2 separate regions of the Homo sapiens genome follow, and region 1 is linked to region 2. A link is an interaction called in ENCODE POLR2A ChIA-PET data of the cell type or tissue named here. Cell type or tissue: B cell. All regions are shown on one strand.

Region 1 (5,000 bases), 270 kb after region 2:
GCACGGTGGCGGCTCATGCCTGTAATTCCAGCACTTTGGAGGCCAAGGCAGGAGGATTGCTTGAGTTCAGGAGTTCAAGACTAACTTGGGCAATATTGTGAGGCCTCATCTCCACAAAAAATTTAAAAATTAGCTGGGCATGGTGGCATACACCTCTAGTTCCAGCTACTTAGGAGGTTCAGGTGGGAGGATCACTTCAGCTTGGACGTTCAAGGTTGCAGTGAGCCAAGAATGCACCACTGCATTCCAGCCTGAGTAACAGAGTGACACACTATCTCAAAGAGAAAAAAGAATTGGGAAATGTCACATAAAAATCAGGATTTCAGGGTTTTCTTGAAAATGAGACAGGTAGCAGGACAGGGCTCATGTTCTAGCATAGCAACAGCCATGCGCAGAAGCTGAGAGCTGGCCAGCCTACCTCCCAGCTAGCACGTCCCTCAGATGGCCGCTGTGCCAACACTCAGGGTCAATGGCAGAACTAGGACCAGACCCAGACCTTACAGTCAGTTGCCCTTGGACTCCACGTCCCAGTCTCTGTATTCCCCAGTCACATTCTCAGGGTGACCTGAGGACCCAGTCTGAGTAGGTGGCTGGGAACGGCAGATTGACAAAGTGACAATGCTGATTTCATGGAAATTCATGGGAAGTCTGGGAAAACCCAAACAGCCAAAGGCCAAGTTTTAGTTAAGCGTAAACTTCAAGATTTATCTGTCTTGCTCTCCCTTATAGCTCACTGATTGGTGAATGAAGTATGTGGCCCATGTTTCAGCCTAGGGTGAAGCACTGCCCAGGACATTACAAGATGACTTCCTTCTGGAACGAGTCCTTTTGATATTCAGTAAGATTCCACAGGGTCAGGTAACATTCGTTACCTGCTACAGAAATTTGTTTTCCCTGGTTATCAGAAGGCTTAAATTTTTTTTTTTTTTTTTTGAGACAGAGTCTCGCCCTGTCGCCCAGGCTAGAGTGCAGTGGCTCGATCTCTGCTCACTGCAACCTCCACCTTCTGGGTTCAAGCGATTCTCCTGCCTCAGCCTCCCGAGTAGCTGGGACTACAGGCGTGTGCCACCATGCCTGGCTAATTTTTGTATTTTTAGTAGAGACAGGGTTTCACCATGTTGACCAGGCTGGTCTTGAACTCCTGACCTTGTGATCCACCTGCCTCGGCCTCCCAAAGTGCTGGGATTACAGGTGTGAGCCACTGCGCCCCAGCTAAATTTTTTTTTAATTAAAGAAAATATTTCAAGTGCCAATTATCTAGTTTACATGTCAAATCTCTGGGATCCGGACATCTAAATGCTTAGTGAGACATTGTCTTCACTACAGAAAACACACGGGGCTCAGTTTTCAATTCAGTTCGATCAATATTTACTGAGCCCCTATGATGTGCAAGGCTCTATGCTAGGTACTTGAGATACCAAGACCAGTAGTCACTGGTCTCACCTTTGAGGAACTCACAGTTTGAGCAGAGGACAATCCAAATGACTGATAACCACCTGTGTCGTGCCGGGCATTTCAGCACATACTGCTTTATTAAGGTAGCCTTTCATAAGAAAAAAAAGAAGGAAGCGGAAAGAAATAAAAAATCAGGATGATTTAAAAATAATTCGTTTATATTCTGCAATTAAACACCTAATTAATAACATCTAATTTATTTAGGAAATTGTTTCATGTTTTTGGTTTTTTTCTTTTTTTGAGACAGGTCTCACTCGGTCACCCAGGCTGGAGTGCAGTGGCATGACCTCAGCTCACTCCAGCCTTTACCTCCCAGGCTCAGGTGATCCTCCCGCCTCAGCCTTCTGAGTAGCTGGGACCACAGAAGCGCCCCATCATGCCTAGGTAATTTTGTATTTTTAGTAGAGATGAGGTTTCACCATGTTGCCCAGGCTGGTCTTGAACTCCTGGGCTCAAGTAATCCTCCTCTTGCCTCAGCTTCCCACAGTGCTGGGATTACAGGAGGGAGTCACACCCAGCCACATTTTTTTTTTTTTTTCATATAAAACATTAACCCTTGGCCAGGAGCGGTGGCTGACGCCTGTAATCCCAGCACTTTCGGAGGCCAAGGCGGGCAGATCACCTGAGGTCCGGAGTTCGAGACCAGTCTGACCAACGTGGAGAAACCCCGTCTCTACTAAAAATACAAAATTAGCCGGGCATGGTGGCGCATGCCTGTAATCCCAGCTACTCCGGAAACTGAGGCAGGAGAATGGCTTGAACCCAGGAGCCGGAGGTTGCTGCGAGCTGAGATTGTGCCATTGCACTCCAGCCTGGGCAACAAGAGCGAAACTCCATCTCAAAAAACAAACAAACAAACAAACAAACAAAATTAACCCTTGCATAGAGGAAACCCAGCAACTTTAGAACATTGATTGTTCCTGCGGAGGGCTAGAGAGGCTTTAATTTATCTATCGCATTTTATTTCTTTTTCTTTTTTTCTTTTTTTTAAGACAGAGTTTTGCTCTTGTTGCCCAGGCTGGAGAGCAATGGCGCGATTTTGACTCACTGCAACCTCCACCTCCTGGATTCAAGCAATTCTCCTGCCTCAGCCTCCCGAGTAGCTGGGATTACAAGCATGCACTACCATGCCCGGCTAATTTTGTATTTTTTTTCTGTAGAGACGGGGTTTCTCCATGTTGGTCAGGCTGGTCTCGAACTCTTCACCTCAGGTGATCTGCCTGCCTCTGCCTCCCAAAGTGCTGGGATTACAGGTGTGAGCCACCACACCCGGCCGTTATTTCTTTTTTTTAAAAACCTGAAACTAATGGGATAAAATAATACCATTTGTTAAATTGAGATAGTTGTCTATTGAATTAACTCCTGAAGATTTAAAACATTTCACCATTTTTTAAACATTACAAAATAACATGTTTTATGATAATAGAGAGCAGACATAGCTCCCTTTCCTGAGAAAACAATCACCAGGAACACCAATCAATGCCCTCGGGCTTCCGGGCTGTCCTTCTGAGTTGCCTGCTCTGTACAATTCCTGCCTCTTCACCATCAAGCATTGCTTCTTACTGCTGTCAGTGTGTCTGCCTGCACCCTGCACCCTCTCTGCTAATCTGCCATGGCCTGGGAAAGGAACTAATAAAACTTAGACTCACAATGAAAACAGGAATTAATACACTTTAGGGGAAACCCAGAGAAATTCTAAAAACATGAATTCTGGTTTTTTTTGTTTTTTTTTTTTTTAACATCTGGTTTTCGATGGTGTTTTGGACAGCTGGGCTGCTAAATAAGACTTCAAGTAAGGTGTTTCCATGGTTAGCAACCCAGTGGACAGCAGTATGATACACAGGAAGGAAAACTTACCAGAGTACCCCGGTTCTGGAACTAACAGGATTTGTTCATTCATTTATTCAACAGATATTTATTGAACAGCTACCACACACCAGACACTGTTTTAGTTGCTGAGGGTCCATCGACAAACAAACAAGACTGAGAGGAGCTTCAACTCTTGTGGGGAGCCCAAGGTGGGTGGATCCCCTGAGCTCAGGAGTTCAAAACCAGCCTGGGCCACATGGTGAAATCCCATCTCAACAAAAAATACAAAAATTAGCCTGGTGTGGTGTCATATACCTGTAGTCCCAGGTACTTGAGGGGCTGAGGTGGGAGTATCACTTGAGCTCAGGATGTCGAGGCTGCAAGAAACTGTGTTCACACCACCACCACTACACTCCAGCCTGGACAACAATGAAAGTGAGACTCTGTCTCAAAAAACAAAAACAAAACACAATGGGGAAGCTGAGGCAGGAGGACTGCTTGAGGCCAGTTCAAGACCAATCTGAGCAACATAGTGAGACCCCTGTCTCTAAAAATAAATAAATAAATAAATAAATTAGCTGGGCGTGATGGCACGCACCTGTGGTCCCAGCTACTCAAAAGGCCAACGCAGGAGGATCGCTTGAGTCTGGGAGGTTCACGTTGCAGTGAGCCATGATCTTCATGATCTCACGACTGAACTCCAGCCTGCACAATGGAGTGAGACCCTGTCTCAAATCAGAAAAAAAAAAAAAAACACAAACCAAGGAAGAGAATTGCAGAGTCAAGTTCTCTGAAGGCAGTGAATCGGGTGAAGTGGCGGGGCACCAGAGGGTGGCTCTTCAGATGGCAGGGGCAGCAGGGGACAGTGGCTGGGAAGTGCTCTTAGAGGAGGAGGCACTGCTGCAAAGACCTGGAGGATGAGAAAAGGCCAGGCTGGCACAGATGGGGGACATGCCTTCCAGGCCGTGGGAATATGAAGCACAAGACCTCTAAGGCAGCAACGGGGCTGAGTGATCACAGATAAAAAAATCAGCAGCGGGAGCAGAGCCAGCTGAGCTCAAGCTCAGGGCGAGTGAGAGTGAGGGAAAGAAGACGCAGCTGGAGATGCCGATGCACTCCCGGCCAAGGAGGAGTTTGAATTTTATCCCCAAACCCAGGCGTGCACCATCTGACCTAGCCGGGAAATGTGGCTGTTTGGTCTGCTGGACTGGAGGCACAGGGGTGAAGGATAAAATGGGGTTGAGGCAAAAAGAGAATGCAGGTTACCTCTAGGTTTGGGGCCATGTAACAGCGTGTGTGGTGGAGCTCTTTGCTGAGAACAGGGAGGCTAGGAGGGAGGAAGTTCTTGAACAAACAAGAACCCTGGAGACACCAATAGACGGTTGTTGCTGGGGGAAAAGGCAGGGCTGGGGACGTGACTGAAGCCTTGGGATCAGGCTACATGACCTAGGGGAAGAATTCGTACATAGATAAGGGCTGGGAAGGACCCAGAGGGGAAGAGAAGAGAAAGCACAGAAATCCTAAGCACAAAATATGCTCAGGGAATGGTTGGACATGTGGAAAGCTGCTTAGGAGAAGGGTCAGATGAGGCCAAGAGGTTTGGCCTCTGGATTCAGCAAGATGGAGGTAATGTTAATATTGACAAGAGAAGTTTAAGTGCAGGAATGAGGACAATCAGTTTAATCTTTTGGGGCCCGGTTCCTCTGTCAAATGAGAGTATCCGAATAGAGGAGGTT
Region 2 (5,000 bases):
TCCCTTCAGAACCACCCAAGTCCTTTTTCCCAAGAGATGTGTTGAGACGTGAAATTTCCCAGCGCTGAGCCTACCACCACACTCGGAGACTGGAACCCGCCACACGCCTGGCCCTGCAGACGAGCTAACACATGGGCAGCATGGTCCTGCCTCCTGCCCTGCTGCGGCGTTTCTCTTGAGCCCAGAGGCACCGCCTTAGCTCACTGTGTCCACAAACAGAACATTCTGGCATGGCCTGAATACAACTGACTCTTTAGATGACGGTCTCTGATGAGATCAACCAAATCAACAAATGTAATGAAAAGATAAGAATTGTTGATGTGCACAACAGGGCAAACTGAGAATCTGGGGCCTGATTTATGTCCTTCTGCTGCCAGTGATTCCTTCAGTTTGCCCCTTCTTTCTCTGAGCTTCTGGTCCCCCTTCTGTACGCAGGGGGTGAGGATTCCTGCCCTATTCATGAGGTAGACGAGAATTAAAATCAAGTGAGATGATGAGGGGGAAAGTGCTCTGAACTCTAAACCTTCTAAAATACCAAATATTATTATTATTAAAGAAATTATTGGGAAACTAATGATAGAATCACAGAGGGAAAATGGCATTTTACTACCACTCAAGAGCAAAATCTCAATAGAAAAACCAAAACAGCCAGCCAGTAGACAGGGAATACATAGCATCTGGCATTTGTTATAAGGTATTGTAAATATTTTTTACTTTTATGTGTTTATTATACAGTTTCAGAAAGGAAAAGGAAAGAAAAGGACCCAAGAACTCTCTGCTTTGTTGGATCAAGTGCAGGTTCTTCTAGAACACCGGCGGGTACAGAGTCAGGGCTCAGCAATGTCCGCTCTTATCGCGAAAGAGCCTGCTGACCTTGGAAAGACGCTGCTAAGACAAAGAGGCTGCCTAGGAAGGGGCCAGCCAGGCTGCTGTGGAACAGCTGGGCAGGGCCCTCAAGGGGGAGTCATGTCCCCACCACTCCCCCAACCCCCATTTGCTCCACCAGCCACTGCTTTTTCTAACACTCCACAACTTTGCCATCTGACTTCAGACTGGCTGTGGTGAGGGCTAGGATAGGTTGAGAGAAATGCAGGTGACCTCAGTGGAAAGCAAATCAAGCAAGGCACATAAAAGATCAAAGGTCGTTCAACAGATCTGTGAAGGTTTCATCCATTCACTGTGGTTCTATTTCCCTGCCTCTGCCTCCACTGCCTGGTTTCCCTTCGGAACCACCCAAGTCCTTTTTCCATAGTGCCTGCACGTCCCACTTCCAGGCACTATGCTGGGGCTGTGGAAATGAAAGAGACCACGTGCGTTACAACAGACGAGACAGGCAGATGAGCCAGACAAGTAGGTGACACAGGTTTGCAGGGAGACACCCACTCTAGGCTGCAAGTGGTCCCTGGGTTGAAATGCGGAGAGGGCCTCTTGGCAAGCAGCAGAGAGGGGCCAGGGTTAGCACACAGAGCCTGGCGAGATCGATCAAAGGGACTGAGGAGTCCTGTGGGCTCTGATGCCTGGGAGTGATTGAGGCATACATATTTGAGAGAATTCCTCGGGCAGTGACAGGGAGGATGGAGGGGGACAGAGAGTTGAGGGAATTAAGGTCTGATGCAAGGAAAATAGCAGAAACTATTGAAGTAATGCAGGCAACATGCCACAGGAGTGTGGAACGTCAGTGGATGAGAAAAAAGAAGTAAATGAAAAATATCCAGAAGGCAACATTTGATCATGTGGAGAAGGGAAAGTCCCTGGAGCCAGACAGGCCTGACTCCAGCTCGCAGCCCTGCCACTTGCCAGCTGAGAGGTCTGCAGATTGCTTAACATCACGGAGCCTCAGTTACTTCATCTATAAAATGGCCCTAATTGTATAGGAGTGTTGTAAGGATTGAGAAAGAATGAGGGTAAAGAGATTAGCCTGGCACATGGCAGGCAGTCAGTGTTAGCCCTGTTGAAGAAAATGGTAATTCATGCCATAGGTTGAGGACCAAGTTTGATTTTTTTTTTTTTTTTTTTTTTTTTTTTAGACAGAGTCTTACTCTGTCACCCAGGCTGGAGTGCAGTGGTGCTATCATAGCTCATTGAAGCCTCAAACTCCTGAGGGAAGTCCTCTCTCCTCAGTCTGCCAAGCAGTTAGGACTAAAGGCCCAGCTAATTTAAACTTTTTTTTTTTTTTTGAGACAGGGTCTTACTTTGTTGCCCAGGCTGGTCTCAAACTCCTGGCCTCAGGTGATCCTCCCACTTCGGCCTCCCAAAGTGCTGGGATTACAGGTGTAAGCCACCACACCTGGCTTGAAAATGAAACCTGATTATCTTGCCAATCAAAACCTGATTATCTTGCCAGAAATGAGATGAGATGCTGTGGGTGCTTAGCAATGGATGACAGGCTTGTACCTATACCTCAGGGCAACTGCATCCACACAACGTGACTTTGGAGAGCTGTATGCGCCATGACTTTATGCAGGGGGCCTCCAATGCAGGTTAATCCAGGCTGTGTGGAATGGTGGACCCACAGCTGTGTTGCCTCGAAACCCCAGATGCCAGGAAATGATGGTTTCCAGGTCAGGCTTCTTATGGCTGAAATCCCTTTAACTGCACTTTTTTCTTTTGCAAAGTCACCAGTAATTCAAAGAGCCCCCAAATACTGAGCCACTCTCCATACCTTTATGCCAAATCCACAGTCAAATACTGGGAGTTCAGATCGGAGGAGCACACACTTGGGCAAACTGACCTAAGAGGCCTCGCCACCCACTCCCAGGGTGCACCTGTGACCACCCTTCCTTCTCCCACTTCCAGCAGGCTCCTGAAGTCTATTCAGGCTGGGAGCTGATGCTGAACTCAGCAGGGCCCCAGTTGACTAGATCATTTCCCATGTGAAGTTCTGGGGAGAGAAGATCAGGTCTCCATGGAGCAGGGCCCGGCGGCACTTTCGCTGTGCGAAGCCACCAGCAGGCCCCACTCCGCTGGAAATTCATCAGTGCATGGAAAGGCAAAGGGCACAGTTGTTTCCGTTCACCAGGTATTCGCCACGTCACTTGTTTCCTATTTCAGTGCATTAAAAAAATTTCCCCTCCGGTGAGAGTGCTGAGGCGCCTTTGTTGTGAAATATGGTTAACACGAGTGCTTTTTTTTAATGACATCACCAAATTAGGTCTCTGTGTGTGTCAGAAAAATTAACCCCGGCAAGTGTACAGTTCTCCTGGGATCACAAGGAAGTGCAAAATAGGGCTGGAGGGCGGGGGACTGGCCAGGGAGCATGAGGAGGAACAGCGATCAAAGGAGAGGGGAAAGAAAACAAAAATCGTGGGCAGACCAAGACTGACATGCGGACAGGTGCCTGGCAAGCAGAATACTCAGGAAAGAAACTTGACCTACTTCACTTGACTGGATGTGGATTATCTACACGTGCATGCTTTTTCAAGCTCAAATGAATAATTATCTGACAAATACAGATCTGTTCCTCTCAATTTGGTTCATAACATCTTATTTTAAATATTCAAATATTTCACCCACATCGCCAGAGCCTCTGTATAGGCCGCATGTTTTCATGTGCTCTAAATCTGCAGATGGTTGGGATGGCTGGGGCGAAAGGTCTGAGCTTTGACCCACATTGTGTTTAAAGAAATGTTTAGGGCCGGGGGCAGTGGCTCACGCCTGTAATCCCAGCACTTTGGGAGGCTGAGGTGGGCAGATCACGAGATCAGGAGATCGAGACCATCCTGGCTAACACGGTGAAACCCGTCTCTACTAAAAAAAAAAATACAAAAAGTTAGCCGGGAGTGGTGGCACATGCCTGTAGTCCCAGCTACTCATGAGGCTGAGGCAGGAGAATTGCCTGAACCCGGGAGGCGGAGGTTGCCGTAAGCCAAGATTGTGCCACTGCACTCCAGCCTGGGTGAGAGAGCGAGACTCCATCTCAAAAAAAAAAAAAGAAAGAAATGTTTAGAATGAATGGACATTTAATAGAATGTCGGCTTACTGGCGTTTTAAATCATTGGCAGTAACACTGGGCCCGCATTCCTATGTGGCCCTCATGGGCTGTCCCTTTGGACCCAGCACAACTTCTACCATTTTCTACGGTCCCACCACTCCCAAGCACTCACTTCAACCATTGACTTTCCCCTCAGGCGTTTGAGGGTGGTCTCTGGGCTAGGCAGTGAAGCAGGCTCTGATGGGTATAGCCGGAGAGACAACGTTTGCTCCATACCTGGGAGTTATATATCCCTCAAATATATGGAAATAGCCAGACATGTTTCCAAATAAATTCAAAGAGAAGCAGAAGCCATTTAAAAACAGAGCAGAGAGTTCTAGTTCCCATGCATTACGGTTTGAGACCCAATTTCTCTATTGTATTCTCTCCCTAAATAGCAAACTAACCACCAGCAAGACTTGAAACACCACCACTTCAGAGCCGCCCAGGCTTTCCTTTGGGCTGTATCATTTATAGACGCCCACCCCCGCTTGATGGAGAGAAAGCTCTGACTTATTCACAAGGCTGTGGGAGGTGTCTGCGGGGTGGAAAGGCCAGAGAGCAGAGTCCCACTCCAGAGCGGGAACCCATCATCAGGGCACGAAATCCAAGACTCATGCCACTTAATTGATTTTTGGAAAACACTGAGTATTGCTTTTTTTTTTTTGAGACAGGATCTCATACGCAGGCTGGATTGCTATGGTGCAATCCCCACTCACTGCAGCCTCAACCCCCTGGGCTCAAGCTATCCTCTCACCTCAGCCTCCTAAGTAGCTGAGACTACAGGCACATGCCACCCAGCTAATCTGTGTATTTTTTTGTAGAGACAAATACACAAATATTTCTTTAAACACAATGTGGGTCAAAGCTCTGACCTCTCGCCCCAGCCATCCCAACCATCTGCAGATTTAGAGCACATGAAAACATGCGGCCTTTACAGAGCCTCTGGCGATGTGGGCGAAATATTTGAACATGGGGATCTCCCCATGTTGCCCATGCTGGTCTCAAACTCCTGGCCTCAAGTGATCCA

Evidence for each region. Peaks named below come from ENCODE experiments on the same cell type or tissue, not always from the same donor. Only the 100,000 strongest peaks of a DNase experiment are listed, where the experiment ranks them.
Region 1: POLR2A ChIA-PET joins it to region 2 with 5 read pairs; 3 of 35 experiments call an interaction of 5 or more read pairs at or near these places.

The regions. Positions count from the first base shown.
Region 1 is chr6:158,825,474-158,830,473 of GRCh38, reverse strand. No RefSeq gene overlaps it. Among named protein-coding and RNA genes, the nearest start is that of EZR, 8.6 kb to the right of the region's middle. RefSeq lists enhancers at 3,090-3,179, 4,730-5,000. In B cell, no CTCF peak of the experiment used is centred here; a DNase peak (open chromatin) is centred at 3,103; H3K27ac peaks cover 2,184 bases.
Region 2 is chr6:159,096,927-159,101,926 of GRCh38, reverse strand. The region is part of intron 2 of LOC112267968; the gene reads left to right. Among named protein-coding and RNA genes, the nearest start is that of TAGAP, 54 kb to the right of the region's middle. In B cell, no CTCF peak of the experiment used is centred here; a DNase peak (open chromatin) is centred at 3,066; H3K4me3 peaks cover 1,223 bases; H3K27ac peaks cover 2,830 bases.